Linked DNA regions of Mus musculus: region 1 is linked to region 2. Evidence: chromatin loops called from intact Hi-C (ENCODE). Cell type or tissue: heart. All regions are shown on one strand. Region 1 overlaps Ankfy1 (ankyrin repeat and FYVE domain containing 1). Region 2 holds the start of Ggt6 (gamma-glutamyltransferase 6).

The links. A loop is a pair of places that touch in the nucleus more often than their neighbours do. Peaks named below come from ENCODE experiments on the same cell type or tissue, not always from the same donor. Only the 100,000 strongest peaks of a DNase experiment are listed, where the experiment ranks them.
Region 1: it touches region 2 in a loop (4-fold over the local background); 3 of 42 quality-filtered maps call a loop at or near these places.

The regions. Positions count from the first base shown.
Region 1 is chr11:72,707,169-72,712,168 of GRCm38, reverse strand. It overlaps Ankfy1 (ankyrin repeat and FYVE domain containing 1), which reads right to left. Exons shown (of 25, transcript NM_009671.5): 2 at 1-12. Among named protein-coding and RNA genes, the nearest start is that of Ankfy1, 20 kb to the right of the region's middle. In heart, CTCF peaks have their summits at 3,061 (motif pointing right) and 4,852 (motif pointing left); no DNase peak of the experiment used is centred here.
Region 2 is chr11:72,432,751-72,437,750 of GRCm38, reverse strand. It overlaps Ggt6 (gamma-glutamyltransferase 6), which reads right to left and starts at 2,225. Exons shown (of 4, transcript NM_027819.2): 1 at 1,987-2,225; 2 at 1,110-1,312; 3 at 919-1,032; 4 at 1-612. The coding sequence starts at 2,132. In heart, a CTCF peak has its summit at 2,657; DNase peaks (open chromatin) are centred at 1,260, 1,920 and 2,620; H3K27ac peaks cover 461 bases; H3K27me3 peaks cover 504 bases.

The DNA of each region.
Region 1 (5,000 bases), 270 kb before region 2:
TGGCCACCTCCTCTGCAAGGGAAACAAAGAATGTTTACATGGCGGGGGCAAACAAACCACACTCAGCACTCCCTGGTCTGTTTCTGCATAATCTGAAAGAATCAAATGAGACTTTGTGGGCTGGTAAGATAGCTCAGCAAATAAAAAGCACCCACTGCCAAGCCTGAGGACTTGAGCTCAATCTCTAGGACCGACAGGACAGGAAAGAACTTAACTCCTTTAAGCTGTCCTCTGACCTTCAACACACACATTGTGACATGCGTATACCTACACACACACAAACACACATACACACACCAAGTAAATAATAAAAACGCAATTAAAAAAAAAAAAGAGGCGGGCTGGAGCGGTGGCTCAGTGATTAAGAGCACTGACTGCTCTTCCGAAGGTCCTGAGTTCAAATCCTAGCAACCACATGATGGCTCACAACCGTCCATAATGAGATCTAATGCCCTATTCTGGTGTGTCTGAAGACAGCAACAGTGTACTTATATATAATAAATAAATCTTTGGGCTGGAGCAAGCAGAGGTCCTGAGTTCAATTCCCAGCAACCACATGATGGCTCACTACCATTTGTACAACTACAGATACATAATTTTTTTTTTTAAGGGGGGCCCAGTGAGATGGCTTAATGGATAATGGCATTTGCTGCTGAGCCTGACAACTTGAGTTTGATCCCTAGGACCCACGTGGTAGAAGGAGAGAACCAACTCTCTTAGGTTGTCCTCTGACCTCTACTCTCACTTGTGGCATGGACTCAGACATGTATATGAACACATACTAACACACACACACACACACACACACACACAAGAAAGGAAATAAGCAGGATGTAAAACTAAACACTTTATGATTCTAATTTAATGTAAATATTCACATACATGCAGAATAAAAGGCAATCAACTACCAAATACTAAGTCTTGCTGAAAAGGAAGTAGGTTTTTTGTACTCTGTTCATTATTTTATAACAAATAGTCCTGCTTTCATAATTAAAAAAGTATTTTAAAACATATGTTTAAATGCTAATATACTATGACCTTCATACATATACACACAATATGTATATATGTGGCCATTTTTTTCTCCTCTTCTAGAGGATGCACATTCAATAAATGTCTGACATAAAGAACTGGATGCCCACCCAGTCTCAGGTATAAATCAATATTCCCAGGAAAATAAACATGAAAAGCACTTGTAAGATGACAACAGTAACATTTTTTCTAATTCTATAGTTATTTGTCCCACAAATACTGAAATCAAACATTTATCTTTATAAAACATGTTATCATTTTGTATGTGTATGAGTGATCTGCCTGCATGTGTGTATGCTTGGTGCCCACAAAGGTGATCACCTAGTACTGGAGATAAAGACAGATGCAAGCACTTTGTGGATGCTGGAATCAAGAGTAGCAAGCGCTCTTAACTGCTGAGCCATGTCTCCAGCCCCTAAGCATTTTCTTTTCTTTTCCTCTTTGTTTTGTTTTGGTGTGGTTTGGTTTTGGTTTTCTAAGATAGGGTTTCTTTGTGTAGCCCTGGCAGTTCTGGAACTTGCTCTATAAACCAGGCTGGCCTCAAACTCAAGAGATCCACCTGCTTCTGCCTCCCAAGTGCTGGGATTAAAGGTGTGTACCAATACCACCTGGAGAAGGAAACAATACTTAGAATAAACCTGGTTTTGGAAAAAAAAACAAAAAACAAAAAACAAACAAACCAAAAAACAGCAAACTGGACTTAAATTTACCCTAAGCACATTGAGTTAGACTCAGATCACTGACTTTGAAGAGCTAAGAAAGGGCAGACAACTCAACAGTAGCATGGGAGGTACAGCCTATGTCACAGTACAGCCACAGCACAACAGAAAGGAAAATTTACCCTGGAACCTAGTTTACACAAGAAGTTAAAACCAAACTTGCCTACAGAGACACTTCTTGTCAAGACACTGCAACAAGAATGCTAAAACCATCCTATACTGCTTACTTGGGGTCAGAATGTTTCTGACCTTGGGTTTAGTGCTATGAATGCTTTGCTTATCCCCAACTCCCAAAAAAATACTCATAAAACCACCTTACAATTTCATTTAATAAAGAAAATTCTTTAAGATAAATAAGTAAACAAGCTTATATATCCTTCCTTAAAATGTAACCTTTATTTACTTTTTAAAAGGAGGGAGGGGGCAGGCTTTCACCATATCACTACCTGGCTCAAGTAAGATTCTGTATGTAGACCAGGCTGGCCTCTGCCCCAGAGTGCTAGTACTAAAGGTATATGCCACCTGGCAATCCTGGAATTCCCATGTAGACCAAGCTGGTCTCCAACTCACAGAGATCCTCCTGTCTCTGCCTCCTGAGTGCTGAGATTAAAGGCATGCACCACCACACCTGGCCCCTTCACTTTAAGCATTGTTTAATCTTTAAATCTTGCTGTAAAGTGCATCCTTTAAGCATTGTAACTTAAAAAGCCACCAAACCAAACATACTACCATTGTGCAGGTCCCTGAGCCCAAGTCTGTTGAGAAGCCTGCACTTATGTACTGGATATGTCTGCTCTTTCCGAGGCCCGCCGGCCCCCACGCCTCTGCACTCGCCCTTAAATCTAAAGTATGTACCTTCTCTTACCTTTTTTTTTCTCTTACATTTTTTTTTGCTTCACTCAAACTGATCCTGGAATTCTTTTCTGTGGCAGTCAAAGGATCTGGCTTTTCCTGATGGAGGTCCCTAAGCACAAAATGTCTCCCTGTCTCTGCTGATTGCAGCCACTAAGGATACATGACTTACAACATTGCTCATTTAATAAAATTTATTATGGTAAAGAAGTAGCTAATTTTTAGCAGTAGCTTCTTCTTTCTTTCCCTCTAATTTACCAAAATAAGCCCATAGATTTAAGTAATAAGATGTATATCTCATCTGAATGACCGTGCTATACATGTCTCCCCAAGTCTCCCTCATGCTTCCCCCATCTGCTCTTCACCAGCCAATCTGAGGCCAGGCATTGTTTTGTTGGGTTTTGTGCTTGTTTGTTTTTGGTTTTTTTTATTTATTTAATATATGAGTGCTCTACTGCATATACATCTGGAGACCAGAAGAGGGCATCAGATCCCATTACAGATGGTTGTAAGCCACCATGTGGTTGCTGGGAATTGAACTCAGGACCTCTAAAAGAACAGTCAGTGCTCTTAATCACTTAGCCATCTCACCAGCCCCAAGGTCAGACATTTTAGCAGGTGTACTTTTAACACCTGGAGACCAGGTGACAGGATGGATTAGTCAAGCTGGAGGCTACTTGGAGAAGAGACATTTGCCTGGTGCTCTTCAAGAGCAGCACAGACATGCTCTCCTTCTGAGTTCTCTCTCTAGACCTTGGCATCAGTTTAACAGCTTACTTTCTAACAGTTTATCAGTCTTGATTTAATAAAAAATGTTTAAGAAAAAAAAAGTGCTTTCAGAACCTGCAAAATAGCCCAGTGTGTAAAAAAGAGCTTGTCCTATAATTCTGATGCCCCAGCCTAGGACTCAGTGAAAGACTAGAACCAACTTGTAAAAGTTGTCCTCTGACCTCCACACTTGCATTGAGGTATGCATATACACCTACAGAACTGAGTTAAAATAAAGATGCTAAGGTCTAGAAAGACAGCTCAGAAGGAGAGCACATTTGTGCTGCTCTTGAAGAGCACCGGGCAAATGTCTCTTTTCTCCAGTTGATCTCCAGCTTGACTAATCCATCCTGTCTTCACCTGGTCTCCAGTGGAGCTCCCTTTAGAACTCTGATTCCTCCATTATCTTCCTAATCTTAAACTTGGCTTCTAGGCACACTACTGGGTCACAATAATAAAAATCACTAATCAACAGCCTGACAATTTATTTAAGCTCTCTGTAGAGTCAGACTTTCTTTCTATATTAGCAACACTGTTTCTGGCTTCTTACTTCTGTCCTCTTCTTTTCTGGTTCTTTCCTTACATCTCCTAATCTGATAACCTAGTTTTAAAAGATGTAATTTTACAAAATTCAGACACATAACTTAACTTTCTTCCGTAAGCATGCTCTTCTGATTGCTCACAAACTTGTAAACTACTCAAGGTGAGCATAGGTCACCTGCTCATCCCCTTCTTCCCACTCAGGAAAACCTCTTCTGTGCTGTCACACCCCAGGTTTCTTAGTCATTCTCTCCTAATGGAAGCATAGCCCATTGGTACTACGAACTCAGCAACAACAGAAAAATCCCAAATCAAACTTAACATCTTCCTAAATCAACCCCCCTTCCTATTTCCATCTTACGTATTTTACATAAGACCTGAAAACAGAGTTATCATTTACAAACATTCTCATCTATTCACAACAGTATAGCACTGTGGAACTGGGATGTACTTCAAAGGATACAGAATTTCCTAGCATACAAGCTCTGGATTCCATCCCCAGCATCCCATAAACGAATATGATGGCACAGTCCTTGATCCTAGCACCTAGCATCACTTAAAAGTTCAAGGCCACTGTTTGTAACAGAATCGGCTACACACACACACAATGTATAAATGATTTAGGGCTAGCAAAAATGTGCAATATGTACACACTGAAAACAATAAAACATTGATGACAGATATCAAGAACTACCTAAAAAACATTTATGGGGTAGAAGGCCCAATATAATTAAAATGCTAGATCCCTCTGAATTGACTTATATTCAATACTACACCAATAAAAATCCCTTCAGGGGCTGTAGAGATGGCTCAGAGGTTAAGAGTGCTGCCTGCTCTTCCAGATGTCCTAAGTACAACTTCCAGGAACCACATGATGTCTCATAACCATCTGTAACGGGATCTGATGCCCTCTTTTGGCCTGCAGGCAAACATGCAGGCAGAATGCTGTATACATGATAATTAAATAAATCTCTTTTTAAAAAAATCCCTTCAGGTTCTTTGTAGATCAGAATTCTAAGATTTAGATGAAAATTCAAAGAATTTATTAGACAAATTTTCTAAGAAAAACTAAAATATTCATACCTCAAT
Region 2 (5,000 bases):
TGCTCACTGGGGTTTCAGCAGTTTGCAGGAATGGTGGGCAGGGAGCAGAGCTGGGTGTCCTGGAGTGAAGAGTAGACTCCAGCAGTTCCACAAGTTCTGGACCTGCTGAGGGGCCAGGAGTCGTGAACAGGACCCCCCGAGGCAGAAGAAGCTGCAGCGCAGGCTCTAAGGAAGGCACGGGCTGAGCAGAAGGTAACTCTAACCCCAGGTCTCTGACCAGCGGGTTCAGCAAGGCCTTCCCAGCGAGATCTGGGCTGGAGGCCAGGGCTGCGCTGCGTAATACAGCTGCCAGGTTGGGGTTGGTGGCCCGAGCCCCAAGGCCCAGTGGGGTTCCATTGGTATGGCAGAACAATGGACAGAGCCCCTTTGTGCCCTGGATGGCTAGTGCGTTTGCCAGGGGTGCATCTACCTCAAAGCCCTTTTCAGCCAGCATGGCAGGCTTGGTCAGCAGGTGTGGCCAGGGCAGGCGGCCGAAGTGGGCATGAAGCAAATGCAGAGCAGGCAGACCCGTGGGCAGCCCCAGGCCGGGGGCCAGGAGTTGGGTTGGGCCTGCTGTCAGGGCAGTTGAGTTTCCTGAAGAGCTATTGTAGAAGAGACCCCAGAATGTGGCACCTGTTGGGAGACAGAGGTCACATGGGGATCAGAGGCACTGGCCAGAATTGGGGTCAAGATCCTCCAGTGGTCCCAGGTAGAGAATCACTGTCTTGCTTGCAATAGAGGTCACTGACTAAGCCTGAAATCAGGAGTTGCTGACCAGGGTCAAAGGTTACTCAAGACTAGGCCTGGTGCTCAGATCCCATGTCCTGCTCACTAGCTAGTCTTGAGGTAATGGCCACTGACTGCCCTAATGAGTTCCAGGTCACTAACTAGGCCCCAGGTTAGAAGCTCTGAGGTTCAGGGCCCACAGATTACACTGACCTAAGCCTGTTGCATGAGGATGTACCACCGCCAGACACAAAGCTGCTCCAACTCCAGCATCCACGACATTGCCCCCAGCGACAAGCAACTCTTGGCCCAGTTGGGAACATGTGGCTGCAGTAAGGAAAGGTCTGTGTGTGATGGGGAGGTGCCCTGAACCACTGACCCCTAGCCCCTTCCCAAACACTGACCTGCCGGGCTGATAATGGCGCTGTGGTGGTACACACCAGGGCGATGGGAGTGTCTGCTGGCTGGAGGGGCCACAGAGCCCAAGTTTCCTCTTGGGCTGTCCCTACTGTGCAGCTGCCTCAGAGCCAGAGAGCTGCTAACAGCCAGCAGCAACAAGCCTGCCAGCAGGCGGGCCCAGGCTCCTGGCAACCCACCAACCTCGTTCCTGCAGAAAGGGGAGTCCTGAGCCAGGGATGGGGTAAAGGAGCACCCAGGAACCCCAAGAAGACCCAAGGAATGTTTCCCCCAAAGGTTTGATTTTGCAAGAGTATAAATTGGAGAGAGAGAGAGAGAGAAGAGAGAGAGAGAGAGAGAGAGAGAGAGAGAGAGAGAGAGCCCAGGGCACTGCATTGGCAAAGACACAGAGGTAGGAAAAAGTTGGAGAAACTGAGGCTGGCTTGGAGAGAGTGTCTAACAGAAGAGCTGGAGGAGGCAGGGGTGGCCAGTCAGTCAGAGGGAGACCTGGAAGGGGCTTGGCACATGGGGAGAGGTGGTTGAGGAGCAGGGTTCATCCAGGTGTAGCCCAGTCCCAACCCGTCCAGCAGGTGCTATGGCATGGAGCTGGGGTGAGGCTGGGAGAGCTGGGGCAGTACTGGGTCCAGCTTGATACAGATGTCTAAGATGTCTTCTCTTAAGATACACAGACCTTCCTCTGACTGACTGGCTCAGTCCCAAGTTGGATCTGCAGCCTAGAGCTCCCCTCCCCCCAAACTCATCTAGAAAGTCCCTGATGCTCAGCCAAGTGTGAGATTGCCTGACCCAGCTTAGGGATTCCAGAGAGAGGACCTTGCCAGCCGTCCAGCCTGAGTTATGGAGGTCCCCAGGCCCTTGCTGACTCACCGGGGGGTATTTTGGAGTCTCCTTAGGGAGAGGACCAGTGGCTCTGCTATCTCTTCCTCTTCCTCCTCCTCCTCCTCCTCTGACTCCACGCCAGGCTCCCAGAGTTGTAGCTTGTGATAGTGCACAGGTCCTGTGGTGGCATCCATGGCCCGTGCTACCCCAGATCTTTGCCGAGAGCCCTGACAGTTGACACTGCCAGAGAGGCAAGCAAGCAGGTTGTGGCTGGTGCTGGGTGGCCTTGGGGAATGGAGGTGGTGAAACAGAGAACAGGTCTGGGCAGGGCGGGGCTGGGAAGGCTGCTATGAGCCTGCCTCGTTAGGACTCGGGGCTCTTATAAAGGTTCCCCGAGCAGCTGCCATACAGAGTCACAATTTATACAGGTCTAGGAGGAGCCCAACACTATAGCTATAGACTAAGAGGTGGGGTGAGTGGAGTCTCTCTTTACCTTTGAGATCCCAAAGCTACTCAGGTCTCTAGGAATCGTGGACATGAATTAGAGCTATGGTTACAAAGGGTAGCCTAGGTGTGGCTTAGCACCACCAACCAGGTTATATTGTCAGGGGGTGTGGCTTCCAAGGAGGGTCATGGTCCAATCTTGGGCTACTATGAAATCTGGCGAACAGCTTGGGGGGTGAGGGCCATCCCTGGATGTGTCATGTGGCTTTTGTCCAGAAGGCGGAGTCAGAGACCTCTGTGGGGAAACAGTCTGGAAAACACGGTTCCAACCTTCTTCCTGGCATTCACATCAAGGACCTGTTCCTGGGCAAAGCAGTGCTATTTGCAACAGTCCCACATTGGAAACTATGCTAACACCATTGTCAGGAAAAACCGTGCAAGCCATTATTCAGGCACTGGGGTATCTGCAGCAGAAAGAATGAACAAGAGACAATTATGTGTAATATTGTACATGAATCAGAGGGAACATGGGGAGTGAAAGAGGCCAGGTAGGAAAGGGCACACATTGTGTGTCTTAAGCAAGGCTCAGAACAAGGTAAGACCGGTTAACGTTTAGAGTCAGAACGCAGCTGGAGTGCGGAACAGTCAGGGCATCTGGGAAGAAGCCAGAGAAGTCTTGTTTACCTTTCTCTCCTACTTTTCTTTTTCCTTCCTTCCTTTTGTCTTTTGTTTTCTTTCTCTCTCTCTTTCTCTCTTTCTTTCTTTCTTTCTTTCTTTCTCTCTCTCTCTCTCTCTCTCTCTCTCTCTCTCTTTCTTTCTGTCTGTCTGTCTGTCTTTCTTCGAGACAGGGTTTCTCTGTATAGCCCTGGCTGTCCTGGAACTCACTTTGTAGACCAGGCTGTCCTTGAACTCAGAAATCTGCCTGCCTCTACCTCCCAAGTGCTGGGATTAAAGGCACGGGACACCACACTTAGCTGTCTTTTTTTTTTTTTAAAGTACCACTCATATTTATTAATAAAACTAAAAGATCTTTTTGAGTTTTGTTTGTTTGGGACAAGGTCTCACTATGTATACTAAATCATTGGCCTTAAACTCAGAAATCTGTCTGCCTTTGTCTTCTGAGTCCTGGGATTAAAGGTGTGTGCCACTATGCCTGCCTTTATTTTTTTTTTATTACATTTCTTTCTTGTGTGTGTGTTTGTATGTGTGGTGTGTGGCACATGAGTGTCATAGCATGCATGTGGAAATCAGAGGACAGCTTGTGGCAGTTGGTTTTCTCCTACCATCTGGATCCAGGGGACCAAGCATGGTCAGGCTTGACAGTGAGCATCCCTATCCACTGAGCCATCTCAATGGCCCTTTGCTTGTTTGTTTTGAGACAGGGTTTTATGTAGCCCAGGCTGCCCGCAGACTCCTCACGTAGCTGAGGGAGGAATATGGCCTTGAACTTCTAATTCTCCTACCCTCAGCACCTCAGTGCTGGGATCATAGGCAAGCATCACCATCCCTGGCTCAATTAAAAGTTTAATATCAAGATGTGAGTGACAGGGCTGAAGAGATGGCTCAGTGGTTAAGAGCACTGACTGCTGTTCCGAAGGTCCTGAGTTCAAATCCCAGCAACCGCATGGTGGCTCACAACCATCCGTAATGAGATCTGATGCCCTCTTCTGGTGGGTGTGTCTGAAGACAGCTACAATGTACTCATATACATAAAAGAAATAAATCTTAAAAAAAAAGATGTGAGTGACAAATGAAAAGTTAATATCAAAATGTCATATGAAAGCAGGTCCTTTAGAGAAGGGGGCCTGGACTTTCCTATTAGACAGACATATTTGTTACAGTGATTTCTTTCTTCCTGTTTTGGTTTTTTTGAGACAGAGTTTCTCTGTAGTAGCCCTGTCTATCCTGAAACTCACTCTGTAGAACATGCCAGTCTCGAACTCAGACCCACCTGCCTCTCTGCTTCTGAGTGCTGGGATCATAGGCATGCGCTGGCTCTGGGTGCTGACCCTGACAGCTTCTGACGTGTCACATTTTCACCTTGGAAAAATCTTTCATCCTGGTTGTCAGCTTGGTGGGCTCCCAGCTGACATCTGTTAATGAGGGTGTTGGTCTCATGGGTGTGCCCACTGTGAACACAAATCAAGTGGCACATCTATGTATGCTTTTCTGCATGTACTTTGTGTTTTATGAAAACCTCGTTTTCTACACTAACATTGGCCATATCTCATAGAAGTTGAGACTAGAATAGAATAGCTGGTCAGTAGGTGATGTGTTTATAGCTAAAACGGGTCTAAAAGCTCAAGTGTGCGACCGCACAGCAGGATAACTGTAGGTAACAACCATGTATTATACCACTAATTATGTATGTATGAACCGGTTTTTTTTTTTTTTAGACAGTCTTTTTTATGTAGCCCAGCCTGTTCTCTAGCTTGAGATCCTCCTGCCTCAACTTCAGTGCTAGGATTACAGATGTGCACGACTTCATTTCAAAACTAGAAGGATTTGAATGTTTTTGTTTTGTTTTGTTTTTGTTTGGGGTTTTTTTGGGGGGGGGGGTTCGAGACAGGGTTTCTCTGTATAGCCCTGGCTGTCCTGGAACTCACTTTGTAGACCAG